Regions from separate parts of the Homo sapiens genome. Here all the other regions are linked to region 3. A link is a contact called in ENCODE Hi-C or POLR2A ChIA-PET data. All regions are on one chromosome and are shown on one strand. The core of a region is the stretch at or near the end of the contact, and the rest is flanking DNA. Distances in the headings are between cores, read along the strand shown. Region 1 overlaps TGFBR2 (transforming growth factor beta receptor 2). Region 2 has its middle 26 kb from the start of LINC01985. Region 3 has its middle 28 kb from the start of TGFBR2.

Region 1 (2,706 bases), core at 119-2,618, 42 kb after region 3:
GTTATCCATCAGAAAAGTTACGCAAAATCTATAACCATTTGGTTTTATTTTTGCCCTTGAATTATGCTACCGTAACACAAACCTGAACTCTTATATTTGTCATCTGTAAAAATCACCTAATTGGTCTCTGCTTATGGACACCCTTTGTTCTTTCTCTGTCAATAACACAGGCATTGCCCTCAGTTAAATCTCCCCCCAGATGGCATTTTGAATAGCTGGCCTCTGTTAGAAAGCCTTCCATGGATTTTATGAATCCTAGATCATCACATGGCCTTCCCTTTCTCTTTGAGCATGGGGGCTGCCTCAGTGTCCCTTGGCTCCTAAGAGAGTGCCTTGTGCTGATGGGACACAGGACCAGTTTGATGACTACGTGCACAGATGAAGCCAAACCTCTTGCCCATCATCTATTCCACCCTTCACATCCCTCATGCCCTGGTTCCACTTGAACCCAGCTGCCTCACACATCCTTTTTGCTTACAAATTTCCTAGCTTGTGACCATTCTCCACCACCTCCCCCCAAGTTTTACCATTCTCTATTTGTGCCCTACAACGGCTCCACCCTTTGAAATAACGCCTGGTCTAAATGTTACTTTTTCTAGTGGGCCTTCCTTGATTATCCATCCCACTGTGATTCCTTTTCCTGCCCATAGCCTCTCCGACAAGCCTTGCATTCTCATTCATATGACCTTGTTTGCCAAGCTACCTGTGCTGTCTCTGTGTGTTTTAAACTATTTTACTAGCCAGGCGTGGTGGCTTATGCCTGTAATCCCAGCACTTTGGGAGGCCGAGGCGGGCGGATCACGAAGTCAGGAGATCGAGACCATCCTCGCTAACACGATGAAACCCTGTCTCTACTAAAAGTACAAAAAATTAGCTGGGCGTGGTGGCGGGTGCCTGTAGTCCCAGCTACTCGGGAGGCTGAGGCAGGAGAATGGCGTGAACCTGGGAGGCGGAGTTTGCAGTGAGCCGAGATCGCGCCACTGCACTCCAGCCTAGGCGACAGAGTGAGACTCTGTCTCAAAACAAACAAAACAAAACAAAACTCTTACTAGAATGAAAACTCTTTGAGGGAGAAACTTCTGTCTGATTTTGCCATAGCTCTTAGCACAGATTCTCACTAATTCTGTTTATGTGTTTTGTTTGTTGCTGTTTGGAATTCATTGCTTTTAAAGGCCGAGGAAACTTGCTTTTAGATCCAAGGCGGGGAGTGCTATTTTTTTTTCTCCCAGATGGCTTTTCACCACCAAGTGTAAATGTCAATGGCTTAAAGCCACCTGTAGTATTGTTTGACAGAACCATAGGCTTATGGAAAATCTCGTATGATCTGCTTTGTGTAAATTGTTCTTTACAGTGGAGACTTGCTCTGTCTGCAGTCTTTAGTTTCTGTGAATTTTGGGGAGCTGTGGTGTGTGGGTGTTAAGGTTAATTTTCCATCCATCACTGGCTCTGCCTTTGATTCATTTATTCTCTCATGTGTGAATCTTTTGCAGAAGGCTCAATGCATTATGACTATAGAGACCAGGCAAAGTCATAAAGTAAATCACACCATCTCACGCAGGACAATTTTTTGTCACTCCTGCCTTTTCTCTTTATGAGTCATAGATGATTTCAGTCATTGGGATTGCTGGAATAGGGATGGCTGAAGGGGTCTTGGTGCAATGAAGAGTGCCTGAAGATACTCTTCTACCTACCTGAGGGTAAATAATCCCATATTGCAAAGGTGACCCCTGGTTGTACTTTTTGGAAAGCCCTGTTAAAATGATACATGCTAAGGAGACTTAAATATGAGGCCTTTCTTACCTGGGTGCTTAATAGGAGTGGGTTTCTAAGGATGGTCTTGAATTTGGCCTTCAGCCTTCTCGTCCACCATAGTCCCCATCCATCCTGAATAAACATGCAGTCTAGGTACCACAAGTAGTGTTCTCTTGTGCAAGCACAGCTTCCAGCTGTGTTGCCTGCCTCCCTTTCAGCCAGATCATCACCCATGTAGCCACTCCTCTATGGGAATTCTGGAGCTACCACTGACATCACATTACATAGATTTGGACTGGTAGTGCCCTACCTGCTCTATCTATAGAGGAAAAGGAGATGAAATAAGAATTTTAATATTCTTTTTTTTTTTTTTTTTTTGAGACAGAGTTTTGTTCTTCTCACCCAGGCTGGAGTACAATGGCACGACCTCAGCTCACTGCAACCTCTGCCTCCTGGGTTCAAGTTATTCTCCTGCCTCAGCCTCCCGAGTAGCTGGGATTGTAGGTGCCCACTACCACACCTGGCTAATTTTTGTATTTTTAGTAGAGACAGGGTTTTGCCATGTTGGCCATGCTGCTCTTGAACTTCTGACCTCAGGCAATCCACCCTCCTCGGCTTCCCAAAGTGCTGGGATTACAGGCATGGGCCACTGCACCTGACCAGAATTTTAATATTCTTAAGTCTTAATATTCTGTGGCACTTATTGGAAATGGTTGAAATATAATGCTTTTAATTTAGCATGTCATTGGTTCACTCTCAAAACTACTGAAAAGCACTTATCTTTCAAGATTTTAATGATGATGTTGGTGAGGACGTTTGTGGTAAGTAGATAATCACTTACATTATTCAGCACTTTACAAAGCATTTTCACAAACTCTTGAGTATTGGTTGTTATCAGTTTATTACTGAGATGCCTGTGGTGTCTTCAGGGGACAGGAGAGAATATGTTAACTT
Region 2 (2,727 bases), core at 53-2,552, 34 kb before region 3:
CTTGAAATGGAACCAGGACAAGGAACAGCTCTGGGACTGTGGAAGTCCTTTGCAGGGGCAGACTCTCTGTCCAGGTGTTAGAGAGATTTTTAAAATTATCTCCTTTCTGTTAGCAGCAGTCTTCAATGGCGGAGGCATGTCCTCAATATATAGCCCTCGGTTATTTATGACGGTTAACTTAGATCAAAGGACCTGCAGCCCAAAGGCCAAATCAGATCCACTGCTCATTTTTGTAAACAAAGCTTCATTGAAATAGAGTCACAACCATTCATTCAATATCATCTCTGGCTGCTTCAGTGCCACAATGGCAGAGCTGAATAACTGTACAAAGACCGTATGGCCCACAAAGTCTCAAATACAGTATTTCGTATCTGGCTTTTGAGAGAAAAAGTTTGCCAACTCCTAATTTGGGTAGACTACATAAAACACAGAATACAATATCTAGCACATAGTAAGTGCTAACAAATTACACTCGTTTTTGTTTTTATTTTTTAAGTCAAACCTTGATTACCAACATCTTTGTTATTGGCAATTTGATTTTAGACACTCTGGGGAAACCATTCATCCTTGCTAATTTACATGTTGTTGGTGGTAAAATTTACACAACTCTCCATTTTATCTAAAGCCTTGTATGTATAATTTCAGCCATATGGATTTTATGTGTGTGGAGATCATGGCTAATTCAACCATATGGAGATTATTTTAACTTAAAGGCATTAAAAACCAACTGATGATCTCATCTCTTATATATGCAATTATAATAAGAGTCAAAATGCCAGGACAAATGAATTTAAAGGGTGTTTTTAATCACTAATACTGAGCATAAAAATGGAAGTAAAAGTGAGATTCAATTTAAGATATAATATTAAAGGTTGTCACATTATGAAAATTAAAAATATGCTAAAATAGCAAAAGAAAACAAAGCAAGCCTCATGGATCCTATAACCTATTCTCTACTGACCTTAAGCCCATAGTTGAAAGTCTTCAGCATTAAAATTAAAATCCAGTGATATGGTAATACACTAAATGTTAATCCAAATCATGTTTAGAGTTTGGTGGAAAGAAATTTCTCCTGGAGAATATAGGCAATATACCTATTAATATATTTGGTAAAATTTGGCAGAGATTTGCTAGAGAATGTAATTTGAGAATAGGCAGATAGAGTACCATAAAAAAAGTACCAAAGAGTATCTTCTTAAATAAAAGGTAGTCACAGCACAATCCCTCTGCAAGGAGGCTTCAGTGTTGAGCTCAGATATTGATGGAAAAGGAAATGACTAATTTGGGAAAGTCTGTTTGTGTTGTGTTCAATCCTTAGCATCCTGGAGGGTCAGAAGAGTTCACGTCTCATAAAGTCTCAGGCCTTTGCCAAGATCATAATTGAAGTAGTCATAGGTTGTTTTCAGTGCCTGGCCAGCTCCTCTTAGCACTTATTTACATGTTTATGAAGTTTTTCCCGTTCTTCACAGTGATGCTGATGATGAAAATGTTCCCTATCTGCACTATGCAATGTGGTAATCCCTACCCACGTGTGGCTACTGAGCACTTGAAATGTGGCTAGTGCAACTGAGGAACTAGATTTTTAATCTGATTCACTTTTCATTGATTGAAATTTAAGTGTGTATTTGAATAGCCACATGTAGTAGCAACTACCATATGGGACATCACAAGTTTTAAATTGAATAGGTTTCTGATTATCTTCAGAACAAAGAAAAGTGTTGGGGATTTTCTTTTTCCACAAATGACATTAATTATTGTTCAAAGGTGTCCTTAACTAGGTAGAAGACCCACCCGATCCGACCTGCTACACTCTGTACCTTTCACTATTCTCCCATCCTTCAAAATATACTTACCAATGTCTCATTTCTGAAACTCTTTTCTTCCAATCACTTACCTAATAAATTAACACCGTAAAAGATAGCCAAAAAAAAGCACAAAATGTCAAGAAACAGTGCCCTCTTCTAAAGACATTTTTAAGTCTAAAGATAAACATAGTAAGTTTATAAGAAAAAATAAATTTATGCAGGTGGGGCAGGAGCAGAGGGTACATGGAAAATCTATGTACCTTCCTCCCAATTTTGCTGAGAACCTAAACCTGCTCTAAAAAATTAAGTTTTGTAAAATCAATCAATTAATTAATCAATCAGGTTAGGATAGGATAGGAAAAATTCATTTAGAAATTATGGAAAATCCTTACAATATAATATTAGTAAGATCAAATATATATAAAATATAATTCCAATTTTGTTTATTTATGTGTACAATCCTTAGGTGTCCAGGTTATTGGATAAAACAAAAGTGTTATGATTTTATAAAAGGAGACACAAGAGTAGAAGGACAAAGCTGACTCTTTCATAGGAGAACTGGAAAATATGTAAAATGGAAGGAAGACTGATATAACCCTAGATTTAGTTATTATTTCATCTGTCTACATGGTAATGCAATAAAAAATTGTGTCAACCCCATCTATGGCTGAAGTAAGTATTGTCCACAAATCTACCATAATCTTTTCAATGAGCTTGCTGACTCATAGATGAGGAAATTATATTCTTTTTCTCTGTTTCAGTTTTTCCATCTCGAATGGAAATCAAACACCTGAGCGACCTCCCTATGACTGAGAATTGTGTGGGGCCATCCTGCAAATTCTCACCAAGCAGTTTTGAGTGGAAAATGGTTGCATCTTTAAAGGGTTTTAAAGAGTAGAATGTGCTTTCCCCCACATGGCGT
Region 3 (2,853 bases), core at 153-2,652:
GCCACCTCAAATATATCACATGGGATCTCTGGGCCAGTCCCTTTATTTAATAAAATTGAGGGAGAAAATTCTTTTTCTGTTTAAAAAGTTAATGAAATATTCAATATTTGACATCCTTTTGCTTTCATGTTTTCTCTCTCTTAAATTTTATTTTTCTTATTCTTATTGTGAGAGTATATGTGAAGCAAGGTTCACTGAGAAATGAAAGGCCTTCTCCTAGAGTTTCAAAAAAGGGTCTTGCAAGTTCAAACAAGTTTTAACTTCAAGTCTCTTAACCCTTCTCCTATTGAACCATCAACTCAGACCCTTATCAGGGTGTTCTAACGCCCTCCTCCTCTTTCACCCAGGTGGCACTGACTTGCTCTTATTTATTCTTCACTTGTTGGGGGACTTGCACTCTCAGAGAGAAAGTAAGTTAAAAATGAGCAGAAATCAATAGCTGGAATCTTAACAGTGGACAGGAATTTTAGTTTACTTTTTTTTTTCATAGGGAGAAGAGTGCTTAGAGTTTTGATTGTATGGTAGAGGCCTCTAAAGCACTTAATTAAGATGTCTGAAGCAGATAATAACAAATTCAGAGGGCTCCTTGGATGATCATCCAGCAGACATCCTGGAGACAAACATACACCAAAGCAAAAATACATTTCTCCTTCTGCCTCTTCATCCTGTGGACTCAGCAGGCTGGCCAAGCATGTCCCCCAGAGGTTGGCCCCACTGTGGTTAGAAGAACATAGATTCTGCCTTAAGGCAGACATTAGTTACTATCCTGGATCTACCATTATCAATAGTAAGACTGAAAGTTACTTCAGCTCTCTCACTCTCAGTTTCCATCTATAAAAATTGAGATAAGAAATAAAAATAAGATCCCCCACCCCCCAACCCACTGAACTGACTCCCTCTTGGCCAAGGCAACTCCATACACCAAAGCAAAAACATGTTTCTCCTTCTGCCTCTTCATCCTGTGGACTCAGCAGGCGGACCATGCATGTTCCCCAGAGGTCAGTCCCACTGTGGTTAGAAAAACATAGATTCTGCCTTAAGGCAGACCTGAGTTACTATCCTGGATCTACCATTATCAATAGTAAGACTAAAAGTTACTTAAGCTCTCTCACTCCCAGTTTCCATCTATAAAAATTGAGATGAGAAATAAAAATAAGATCCCCCACCCCCCAACCCACTATACAGACTCCCTCTTGGCCAAGGCAACTCAAGAAACCTTCAAAACTGTGTTCCTGGCTATAACAGGACCATAGGTTGGAAACGCCTCAGTGTGCCCCTTCCTTGTTAAACTTTAACCAGAATTCTTTCCTAAGAAGTAAGCAGAAACAAACTCTGGAAAACTAGCAATAAAGGATTCATTCCTTTATTGCCTTTAGCTAGTCATCTGAGGCTGCAACTGGACTCCCCCTCCCTCTTTGTGGTTTGAACATGACAGCTCACCAGTTTCACAATGCATCCCTTCCTAAAAACTGACCACCATCTCCAGACTGGTTTTGGCTGGCTCACAGAGGATGGACAGTGATGGTGTTCGTGTCCTCTGCTTCACCTTTTGATGTCAGAGGGCCAACCCCACCACACCCTGGCCTGCGGATCATGCTAAGGCTGCCGTTTTTTGAACATGCAACCCATGAAGAGGCACGAAGCTCAGTTGTGCATGCCCTTGTTTCTGCTTTCATGAAATATTTATGACTCCTCCTGTTATTGACTGTGTAAATTCAGCCACTATGCTCAGCATAAATTCCTGTTCCCTTTACCCCTCCCTCAAAGTGCTTGCTCTCACCTTTTGCCAGAAGTGAGGCTTCCCTGTAAGATGGCCAGCCTGCAGATTGCAACGCTTTATAATAAATAATGCTCTCCTTTCCAAATTTATGAACATCATCATTCTTCAGTTGACAGAGATGATGCAGAGTTTTATGGTTTACTAATCAAAACACTTCACTGATAAACTGTTTTGATTATTTATTATTGCATAACAAACCACTCCAGAACTTGGTGTAACAATGAGTATATTACGCTCATGAATTTTTTTGTGTCAGGAGTTCCGATGACATAGCCAACATGGCTTGACTATACTCCACAATGTCTGGAACCGCAGCTTGGAAGACTCAAATGGCTGAGGTTGAGTTGAATGGCTGGAGGCTAGAATTCTCTGGAGACTTCTTCACTTTCAGGTCTGATACCTGGGCCAGAATGACTCATGGCTAAAGCTGATTGGCATCTCTCTCAATGTAGTCTCAGGGCTTCTCTTTGTGATTTCTCCTCCAGGCCTCTCCATCATGGAGACATCAGGGTGGTCAGACTTCTTATATAGAGCTCAGAATGCCTACAATGAGTGTTTCAGCAAAGAAGGTGGAAGCTGAACAGTTTTTAATAACCTAGCCTTGACAAATCACATGGCATCATTTTTACCATGCTCTCTGGGTCAGTGCATGTCTAGCCCTGAGATTCAAGAAGGCACATAGATACTATATTTGAAAGCATCAGGCCCAATACCTGGAATATTATTGGAGTTCCAGAAATGTTATAGATCATATTGCCATAAATCAATTCCCCATTGTAATAATACTGTAATAAATAAATCATAAAATATGTGAACATATACTTTGTAAGGCACTTTGACATTCATCAACTCTGTGTCACAATACCCTTCTCTAAGCAGGATAAATCTTTTCCCTTATTTTGTAAATAAACAAAGTGAAATTCAGAGAGGTTAAATTAGTTTACTAGAATCACAACAGCTAGTAAGCGGTGCAGCTGAGGACAAAACCCAGGATCTCTGTGGCAGGGTGTGGTGACTCTTGCCTGTATGTCCAACACTTTGGGAGCCAAGGCAGGAGGACTGCTTGAGGCCAA

What was found. A loop is a pair of places that touch in the nucleus more often than their neighbours do. ChIA-PET counts read pairs that join two places held with the same protein, here RNA polymerase II (POLR2A). Pooled maps may share reads with other maps.
Region 1: a map of OCI-LY7 shows a loop between it and region 3 (11-fold over the local background). The contact joins two enhancer-like sites. A Hi-C loop is called at or near these places in 2 of 168 maps with a recorded cell type or tissue (Caco-2 and OCI-LY7). POLR2A ChIA-PET finds 5 or more read pairs at or near these places in 6 of 52 experiments (B cell, CD8-positive, alpha-beta T cell, Caco-2 and 3 more).
Region 2: a loop to region 3 is called in a map of PC-3, with 5 times the contacts of the local background. The contact joins two enhancer-like sites. A Hi-C loop is called at or near these places in 3 of 168 maps with a recorded cell type or tissue (Calu3, PC-3 and sigmoid colon) and 2 of 50 pooled maps. POLR2A ChIA-PET finds 5 or more read pairs at or near these places in 3 of 52 experiments (H1, PC-9 and activated CD4-positive, alpha-beta T cell).

What each region holds. Positions count from the first base shown.
Region 1 is chr3:30,619,168-30,621,873 of GRCh38, forward strand. All of the region lies in intron 1 of TGFBR2 (transforming growth factor beta receptor 2), which reads left to right. Among named protein-coding and RNA genes, the nearest start is that of TGFBR2, 14 kb to the left of the region's middle. Within about 2 kb of position 1,369, at least 2 of the 41 ENCODE cell types and tissues checked have a DNase peak (open chromatin) inside an H3K27ac peak, as active enhancers do.
Region 2 is chr3:30,543,614-30,546,340 of GRCh38, forward strand. No RefSeq gene overlaps it. Among named protein-coding and RNA genes, the nearest start is that of LINC01985, 26 kb to the left of the region's middle. Within about 2 kb of position 1,303, at least 4 of the 41 ENCODE cell types and tissues checked have a DNase peak (open chromatin) inside an H3K27ac peak, as active enhancers do; they include PC-3, where a contact is called at or near this core.
Region 3 is chr3:30,577,254-30,580,106 of GRCh38, forward strand. No RefSeq gene overlaps it. Among named protein-coding and RNA genes, the nearest start is that of TGFBR2, 28 kb to the right of the region's middle. Within about 2 kb of position 1,403, at least 7 of the 41 ENCODE cell types and tissues checked have a DNase peak (open chromatin) inside an H3K27ac peak, as active enhancers do; they include PC-3, where a contact is called at or near this core.